Regions from separate parts of the Homo sapiens genome. Here region 1 is linked to region 2. A link is an interaction called in ENCODE POLR2A ChIA-PET data of the cell type or tissue named here. Cell type or tissue: HCT116. All regions are shown on one strand. Each heading gives the region's core, and the rest is flanking DNA. Links, peaks and the distances in the headings are about the cores only. Region 1 overlaps DCBLD2 (discoidin, CUB and LCCL domain containing 2). Region 2 overlaps LINC00973 (long intergenic non-protein coding RNA 973).

What was found. ChIA-PET counts read pairs that join two places held together with the same protein. Peaks named below come from ENCODE experiments on the same cell type or tissue, not always from the same donor. Only the 100,000 strongest peaks of a DNase experiment are listed, where the experiment ranks them.
Region 1: POLR2A ChIA-PET joins it to region 2 with 8 read pairs; 6 of 35 experiments call an interaction of 5 or more read pairs at or near these places.

What each region holds. Positions count from the first base shown.
Region 1 is chr3:98,887,277-98,891,680 of GRCh38, forward strand. All of the region lies in intron 1 of DCBLD2 (discoidin, CUB and LCCL domain containing 2), which reads right to left. Among named protein-coding and RNA genes, the nearest start is that of DCBLD2, 12 kb to the right of the region's middle. In HCT116, for the core only: no CTCF peak of the experiment used is centred there; no DNase peak of the experiment used is centred there; H3K27ac peaks cover 4,000 bases.
Region 2 is chr3:98,978,694-98,983,097 of GRCh38, forward strand. LINC00973 (long intergenic non-protein coding RNA 973) reads left to right here. Exons shown (of 3, transcript NR_186665.1): 2 at 3,771-3,841. Among named protein-coding and RNA genes, the nearest start is that of LINC00973, 66 kb to the left of the region's middle. In HCT116, for the core only: no CTCF peak of the experiment used is centred there; a DNase peak (open chromatin) is centred at 2,508; H3K4me3 peaks cover 1,784 bases; H3K27ac peaks cover 4,000 bases.

The DNA.
Region 1 (4,404 bases), core at 197-4,196, 91 kb before region 2:
AATGAGAAAGCATGGAGCTTTTACGAAACAGAAAAGTGTTCAGAAGAGTAAGTTGCAACTGTTAACTAACGTATCTGATTTCATTTGGTTACAATAAAGTTTTTATTATTTGGTACTGTGAATTTTTAGACCAGAAGTACTATATCAACCTTGTAATTGTGAGGTTTGTTAAGTTGCATCACTACAAATCTCAGATAATTCAAATACTACTCTAATTTCACTTAATTTTTTAATGTCCTCTTTAGCCCTGGTAATTTTCCTTGTTCTGAAGTTTTGTCTGAAATTAATACAGTGACTCCAGTCTTCTTTAGTGTTCACAAGGTATATCTTTCTCCATCCCTACAGTTTTTAAATTGTGGTAAAACATATATAACATAAATTTAGTATTTAAAATATATTTCACTTTTTAAAGCAGTTTTAGGTTCATAATAAAACTGAATAGAAAGAACAGATATTTGTCATATATCCCTTGCCCCTACACTTGCATAGCCTCCTTCATTATTAACATTCCTGACTAAACTGATACATTTGTTACAATTGATGAACCTACACTGACACATTGTTATCACCCTGAGTCCACAGTTCATATTAGGGTTCACTCCTGGTGTACATTCTATAGGTCTGGACAAATATATGACATGTACCCACCACTATAGTATCACACAGAGTAGTTTCACTGCCCTAAAAATCCCATGTTCCACCTGCTCATCTCTACCTCCCCCAAAACCCTGGTAACCACTGATCTTTTTCGGGTCTCCCTAGTTTTGCCTTTTCCAGAGCATCAAACAGTTGGAATCACATAGTTGGTAGCCTTTTCGGATTGGCTGCTTTCATTTAGTAGAATGTATTTAAATTTCCTCCATGGTTTTTTGTGGCTTGATAGCTCATTTATTTAATTTTTAAAATACTGCATAAGATGCACATGCATTCAGAGTCCAAAGAGGGTCAATGTGACCATTTTTTTAAAAAGACATTGCCCCCAGCTTCATTCTTTTTAAGCTCAAACTCATCTCTGCATGTGTGATAATCTACAAAACTGAATAACATGAAGGAATGTGAGCTATATATAAATCCTCTTCAACTCCACCATGCACATACTCTACCTAGAATGCAATGGTTATACACACTGGAGTCATACAATCAATTTAAATGTCCTATCTACCACTCACTATGACCTTGAAAAGGTTACTTATTGCTGCTAAATCACAGTTTTGCCAGGGGTAAAATGGGAATATTAACAATTCAAGCTACCAAGGTTAAGATTTAAACGACATACCATACGAAAACAACTGGTGTCAAGGTCCTAAGCCATAACAATGTGCTCAATAAATATTTGTGAGTACTATTATTGTCATAAAAGATCAGAACAGCTTTTGCCCATTGTTTATTGACCCAGTACACTTGGCTACAATCTGGCGAAAGTTAAGAGAACAATGGCACATTATTTTAGGAAATTTAAATTTATAGCATGCTTTAAAGCTTCTAGTGTCTTGTAGAAAGTATAAATTTATGAGAAAGTAATGCTCACTAATCAACCCAATGACCTCTACTGCAGTTCAGTAACTCACTCTCAGGACCACAACCTGGACTTTATTTTTGCCATTATTGGAAACTACTCCCAACTCTGAAATCTTAAAAACTTTAACATCTCGCTCTTCTGGTTACAGTCTCCTGACCTCTCAGCTCTCTTACACCCACTGCATACTTTCTGTGAACTGGATTTCTCTCTTCTCTCTCCATCTGTTAAGCTGATCCTGGCCTCACTTCTTTCTCTACCTAGTCTGGGCCTCACGTCCAATACATTAACTACACTCTTTCTGATATCTTCGCTTTCTAGCCACTGTATTCTTCTTGAGCATATATCTGCCTGGCAAAAGCTCCACCCTAGATCATTAAATAATTTCTCTTTGTCAAAGAGTTGAGCACTATAGAAAGAGAAAAAACTCACAAAACCCAGGAGATGAGTGTCATCAGATAGTAATGGGTTCCAGCCTCAGATGGGCACTCAAAGCCTCTCAGTTTTCTCTTATTTGGTGGTACTCAAAGTCAAGTCAATGTTAGAATCACTTACAGGCTAATTAAAGGTTCTCAGGCTCCTATTTCCACCTCCCTGGATTCTAACAAGTATGTCAGAAAGATGACCTGAAACTTGGAAATAGGGTAAAAAAAAAGTGTGCAGCACATCCTTTAAATGTCATAAAAAGCAAAAGCCACTCAAAGTTATAGGGCAAAATAATTACCACCTGCTATTTAATGCTGATTAAAGGTTGCAGTCTTGGTTACATGTTAACTTACAGATTGTTTGGTAAAGATGCACATAATTTTTCTATAGTTGAAAAAATAACCTATAGGTAAAAGTTTAAGGCTTTGTTGGCCATTAATCAGTTTTGGCCATCTAATGCAGCTATCATATCCTAACATTGCCTATAAACACCTAGCTTCTCAAATACTCTATGGACAGTTTTAACATTTTACTGATTCCCTCATTAATGAATGAGTTGAACAAAATATTTGGTGTGTTTATCTTATATTTGCAAGACAACTGATTTTGCCTTTTTTGCAAATTATAACCTGTAATTGTAGTTCTTCAGTGGGGCCTTGGATCTGCAGTTTTACAAGCTTTAAAACACTAAGGGTAACAACTAAAAACACACAAAACCTCCTTCTACATGGTGTCCCCTCACCACCCCCCATCTACCACCTTTTTCTCACTTTTTCCTTCTTGTACATAGATTTCTTTAGTTGCCTATACTTGATGTCTTCTTTGCCTCCTTTTCTAATGTCAATGCACTGCAATTCACGTTCAAGACTGTTGCGGGTTGAATTGTGTCCCTCAAAAAGACACATGTTCAAGTCCTAATTTTTGGTACCTACAAATGTGACCTTATCTGGAAACTGGATTTTGCAAATGTAATCAAGTTAAAATGAAGTCATTCTGGAGTTAGGGTGGGCCCTAATCCAACAACTGGTGTTTTCTAAGAGGAGGAAAGTTTAGACAGAGATGCAGGGAGAACCACATGTAACCACAGAGGCAGAGACTGGAGTGATATATTAAAAGCCAAGCAATGCTAAGAGTTGCAATCACCAAAAAGCTAGAAAGAGATAAGGATCCTACCTTAGAGTCTTAGGAAAGAGCATGGCCCTCTGCACACCCTGCTGTCAGAATTCTAGCCTCCATAACTGTGAGACAATAAATTTAAGTCAGTTAAGCTTGTGGTACTTTGTTACAGCTGCCCTAGGAAACACACAGATCTACATATCCAATGAAACTCTTCACTAAAGCAGTCAGTTTCTGAGCTGCCAAAAGCCAATGGAGAATTTTCCATCCTTATCTTTTGTTACCTTCTACAGCATCTGGCATTGCTGGCACTTCCTTCTCTTGCTTCCTTCTCCCTTACTTCATATCTCCCCTCCCTCCTTCTTAAATCTCTCCTCCCATGTCTTAATTCCTTTAACCCTCCAACTGCATCTCGCAGACCTTAACTGTATGTAACCTTGTTACTACCAGCTGTTGATGTTGCTATTCTTCAGAGTTCTTTCCCCACTCTGTATTCTATGTGGGCAATCTACTCCTTGACTTCAGTTGTCACTAAATGGAGAAAGCTCCAAAGTCTTCAATCTTATCTATATACATACTAAGCACTTTTGCTCAGAAGTTCCACTTCATTTGAAACTCCACATGTCCTACGCATTCAATGAACAACCTCCACATGTCCAGCAGTGTGCTACTAGGTATTAGGAACAACAGTAAAAATGTCAGACAAGACCCCTGTCCTTACAGAGTTTACAATATAGGGAGTAAGACAAACACAGAGAGTCATTCCAGGGATGATGAGTACTACAGGGAAGTAATGAGTGCTTCAGTGTGAGTGTGAGAATGTGTGTGTGTGTGTGCATGTGTGACAGAGGGAGAGGGAGAAGGAGAGAGGGAGAGGGAGGGAGAGAGAGAGAGAGAGAAAGAAAGAAAAAAGCAAGCAAGCAAGCAAGCAGTTAGCTAGGTAGAAATCCTGGTGAATGAGAGAAGTGGAATGCAGGAAGAGGAAGAAGATTCCAGAAAGAAAAATCTCAATATTAAACTGACTTGGCTCTCTCAAATTTAACTAATCATTATATTTTATACTTTTTATCTCCTTAGCAGTTCTAAATTTAGTCCCTCTGAACAAGTGCAGGCCCTTGCAAAGTTCTCTAATAGGTTTCCCCACTTTCTATCTTTTCTCCCTCTAATCCACTGTCCACACTTCAGCCAGAGTTTCTTAAATACTAACTGGGTCATGTAGGTCCCTTATTTAGAAATCCTTTAACTGTTTTCCACTGATGATACAACGAAGTTCAAATGCTTCAGCCAGGATACAAAGGCTATCATAATCTGGCCCCTGATTCCCTTTCTGGTCTCATCTCTTCACT
Region 2 (4,404 bases), core at 196-4,195:
AATGATATGTGGAGATTCAAAAAGCAAGGTAAATTCTACCATTGTCAAAAATTTATCAGTAGGAGCTCAGGGAAAGGAATCATATCCTGTGAAGTACATTTCCAGGTGTAAGACATGGTCCTACATCCCAGACGGGCTAGACTACTAAGAAGGTAACCAAAGCAAGAACTTAAACAGAGAGTAGAACAGGGATTGAGTTACCAAACAGGTGTCAACTGGGTTTTACCAACAGGGCAGAAGCTCCATTCCACCAGTCAGTCAGTCAGTCAGTCAGTCAGTCAATCAGCAAACATTTTTGTCTATGTGTAAGCCACCAATATATTAGATTCTAGGGCATAAAATAAAATAAGATATAGTTGCTGTCCTTTAATTGCTCACAGTTAGAGACTGGGATACAAGTTCAAGACCTGTCTAGGAGCGAGAGTCACAGGATGATGAATGCTAGAATAGAGAATCAACGTGATTTACATCTTTTCTGCCAAATGTCAGAATTGGTCTTAGAGATGGGGTATAAGAGGTGGAGTCTGCAAATGGGGATCCAGTAATTCTATTTATGGGTAAAGGAAGGTTGTAGAGGTCAGGAAGAGTAAGGGCCTGCCTCTTCTGGAACAGCATATGCAAGAACATAGAGATGGCATTTTCAAGTCTTGGCAGATATTTCCTTGCTCTGAATCCTATCATAGCTTGAAGAGAGCAGGGGAAGGGTTATGAACAGTTGTAGTTCTCTTTTGCTCTCAGCAAACAGGGACTTCACACATTTTAGTTAATCTGAAGATCAAAGAATGTCATGGGAGAAAATATGTTAAAAGCAAAACAATCCTTTTGAAATTGTGGGAAACCATCCGAGGAAAGACAAACATGTTTTTCCTCTATTAGATCATTTCTCTAGAAAGGAAAATCTTGATGATTTACTTACCTTCTAAGTGATTTTTAAATAATTAGTACCCATATGTGATTTCTGTCTCTATTTCATTATGATACTTTCTTGACACCTATTGTTCACATGAATTCTAAGGATGCTGCCAAAACAAATTTGTCACCTTACATGCTATGGGATAAAGTTATAAAACAATGTAACCAATATTAGCAGATTTCCTTATTCCAGTCTTCCAAATTTTGAGTTTGGTTCATTGTTAAGGGGTCTATTAGGAAGCATGCAGTCAACTCTGACCTAGGAATCAGGAAATTGGGTTTCAATCCTGTCTTTCCCTTTCTTGCTGTGTGACATTGGCCAGATCTCTTAATGGGAATTGGTTTCCTCAACTCCAAAATGCTTAGTTCATGCAGATGTTATAAATCTTAAATGAAATGATGAGGACATTAATACCAATATTTCAGGTTGGAATCTACAACCTCTCCAAATGCCATCCCACCTTTCCCTCAGCCTCATTCCCACATGATTCCTCTACATATCCTCCCTCTCAGCAAAACAAGATCACATTTGATTGACCCTGGGCACTCTTGTTTAGAACGTTTCCCTTCTATTTTCATTCAGGAACACTTTTGTTATTTCCCACTACCTAGAAAATAATGAATGAGGATACAAAGTGACTTTTCTCACTTGTTTTCTTGATGAGTCTGGTCCAAGTAGAGAAGCTGGTTACCTTTTTTCTAAAGCATTTGACTTTGGCTTTAGCCAAAATTTAACAGTATGTTTCTCTCTCTTTTTTCCTTAGTTTGGGTAGATCAGAAAGAGTGGTTTTAATAGGGTACTTTACAGTTAGCAACTTACTTGAAGAGCTTCTATGTTAAAATTAGTGCTTCTGTCAGAAATAGATAAAACATTTAAAATGTCTAGAAAGATTTCAGTTTATTTCAAATTATTGAGGGACTAATGGGCTATTCTCCATCAAAGTTCCTCAGGGACATACTGCTCTAATTATATGTATTGATTATTCTATTTTTCTGTATGCTTCTTAAGTAGTAATGATTTTTTCCAGAATATGCCTCTCTTATGTTTAATTGTTAATAAATATGTTACTAACAAAGTAAAATTATTTATTGAGAATCACAATTATGTACCAGATATTTAAAATAATATTAGTATGACTAGCCCCATTATAGAATATTAATCAAAGTTCAGAAAGGCTAAGTAAATTATCCAAGTTCAACCATAAATATTATTTTCCTGTTGGGGTTCAAGCGCAAGTCTACCTGACTCTAAAATGCAAACTTTTTCTATAATACCTTGAGGCAAACTTCAAATTATAACCTCAAAATGCTTGACTTACCTGTTTTAAATGAGGAGATATTTTTGTCTCCTGGGCTTGACACATACTTGGTGCTCAATAAATATAGAATAAGTGAAGAAATGAGTCATACTTATACCCAGAAAGAGCTGTGTGTATATTTTAGAAAGACACTAGAAGCTCTTGGGAGCATGTGGACAGTTGTGGCTGCTCCTGAGCTGACACTAACTGCTCATGACTCCTCTGTGGGAGAAGTAGGTGGTTTCCTAGAGGAAGAAGTTTGGGTAATGAAGCCACAGAGATTTGCTGATACATTTGCTAGGCACGACTTCTGGTCATTTAGAAAGCTATTTTGTGGCTTCATCAATAAGGTATTCCCCAGCTGTGTTACTCCTTCGCATTGTTATCTCTTTCCCTGGAATTGAAGGCTTCCTGGTCTGAGGCAAGGACAATTATTCCCTCACTGTCAACCCTGATCTCTGGCTGCAGTAATGAGTAGAGGAAGTAAGTAATACTGGGGAATCAATTTTTTTTGTATGGCATGGGATATAACTAATCCTTTGATTCTGAAATGTCATTGGTGTGTAAGATTCTCTGAGCATTCTCAGTAATAATGGGTACTACTGTTTGCAGAAATTAACAGATGGAAGCTGAAGTTCTCATTGCCTGGGAGTTATATTTTCTTTCATGAATAGTTTATTATTTTCTGATTATAAAATAATATATAGGTGTTAAAGAATATAATAAAGAGGAAAATTGAAAGAAGAGAAAAATATCATTTACAATTTCACCACATTAAATAAGACCACTATTGCTAACATTTTGGTAGATTTTTCTACTACCGCTGGCATTTTTTGGTAGTTGATATTATATTATACATATAAGTTTTACTTCTTTTTTTTGTCTGTTCACTTAGTATTCTGTGAATACTTTTCTAAGTGATTAAAAATGTAAAAACTCTTCTAAATAATTTTTTACTTGATGTTATAGTTACCCTCAATATTACTGTAAAGGCTCTTAAATATAAATGCATAATGATTATATACAATGTTCTTTTCTATAAATTAGCCATATCTGTCCAAGTCACATACCTTGTTGTTCATAGAACTAAGACTAGAAACAATTTGCTCTTATTAAACTAAAGGAATAAACAAAGTAAATTTTCTTGGTTTAGTGTTTTCACATTCTTGCTGAAGGCTAATATTAAAAATAAAATTGGGATTTTGATTAAAATTAAAATTATGTACTCTTAAAGAAGTGCTTCACTTAGTATATTCAGTCATTTTTTCAAGGTTCCCACACGATCATTCTGTTTTTAATGAGCTGAATGCAAGGAAAGAACAATGCCAGTAGTATTCTCTACTGGGATTTATTTTGCCTGTTAAAGAATACATCACCTTTGTGTCTGTATCAGATGGAATAGAAGCAGATTTTTACTGACAAATGATATAATATTATGGCATCTGCTATAGGTTTGTAGAACTGGGTTATGTTGTGGTTTTAATTATAACAATTTGATCTATAGTTTGAGTATGAACACTGAGATCTCCCCTTCCAAACTTTTCTTGTCATTTTTTACAGATGAAGAAATAAGAATGGAAGCATAATCATTTGTCCGAGGTCACAGAGGGAGATGATTACACAGCTGGAATGTAAGCCTCAGTACTTTACTGAATCCTTGGCTTTGTCCATGGGCCCAGCTACAGGCATAAAGCTTTTCTCTTCCCCAGCAGTGACTTCGAGTACCAGCTTTCAAATTTATTTGACATTGAATCTAAGCTTTGTGACCAGTATGTAGAAGGAGAAGAAGGGGAGGAATTACTTATCCTTTGGCATACATTAGCATGCAAATAAATCCTTTCTCTGCATTGTGGAAGGGTCTGAAATTATCACATATACAATGTATCTTTTATCAATGGCCTTGCATACAAATTTTACTTTGAAGAATCCAGATTTAGAGGTCTTCTCCAAACATTTGCATTGTTTCTTTTTCTTAGGATCAGAACTTCTACCTATTGTCATTTTAAGAAAAAAGATCATGAATTAATTAATTTATTCATTATTTACACCCTTATATTCTTTCCCAAATGTTTTAATGTGGCTTACATTGTATACATGTACACAATAAATATTTATATTTAAATAAGTTATAATCACAGAATGAGAATATTATTACAACCACTCATACTCATTCAAATAGCTTGATTATATCATT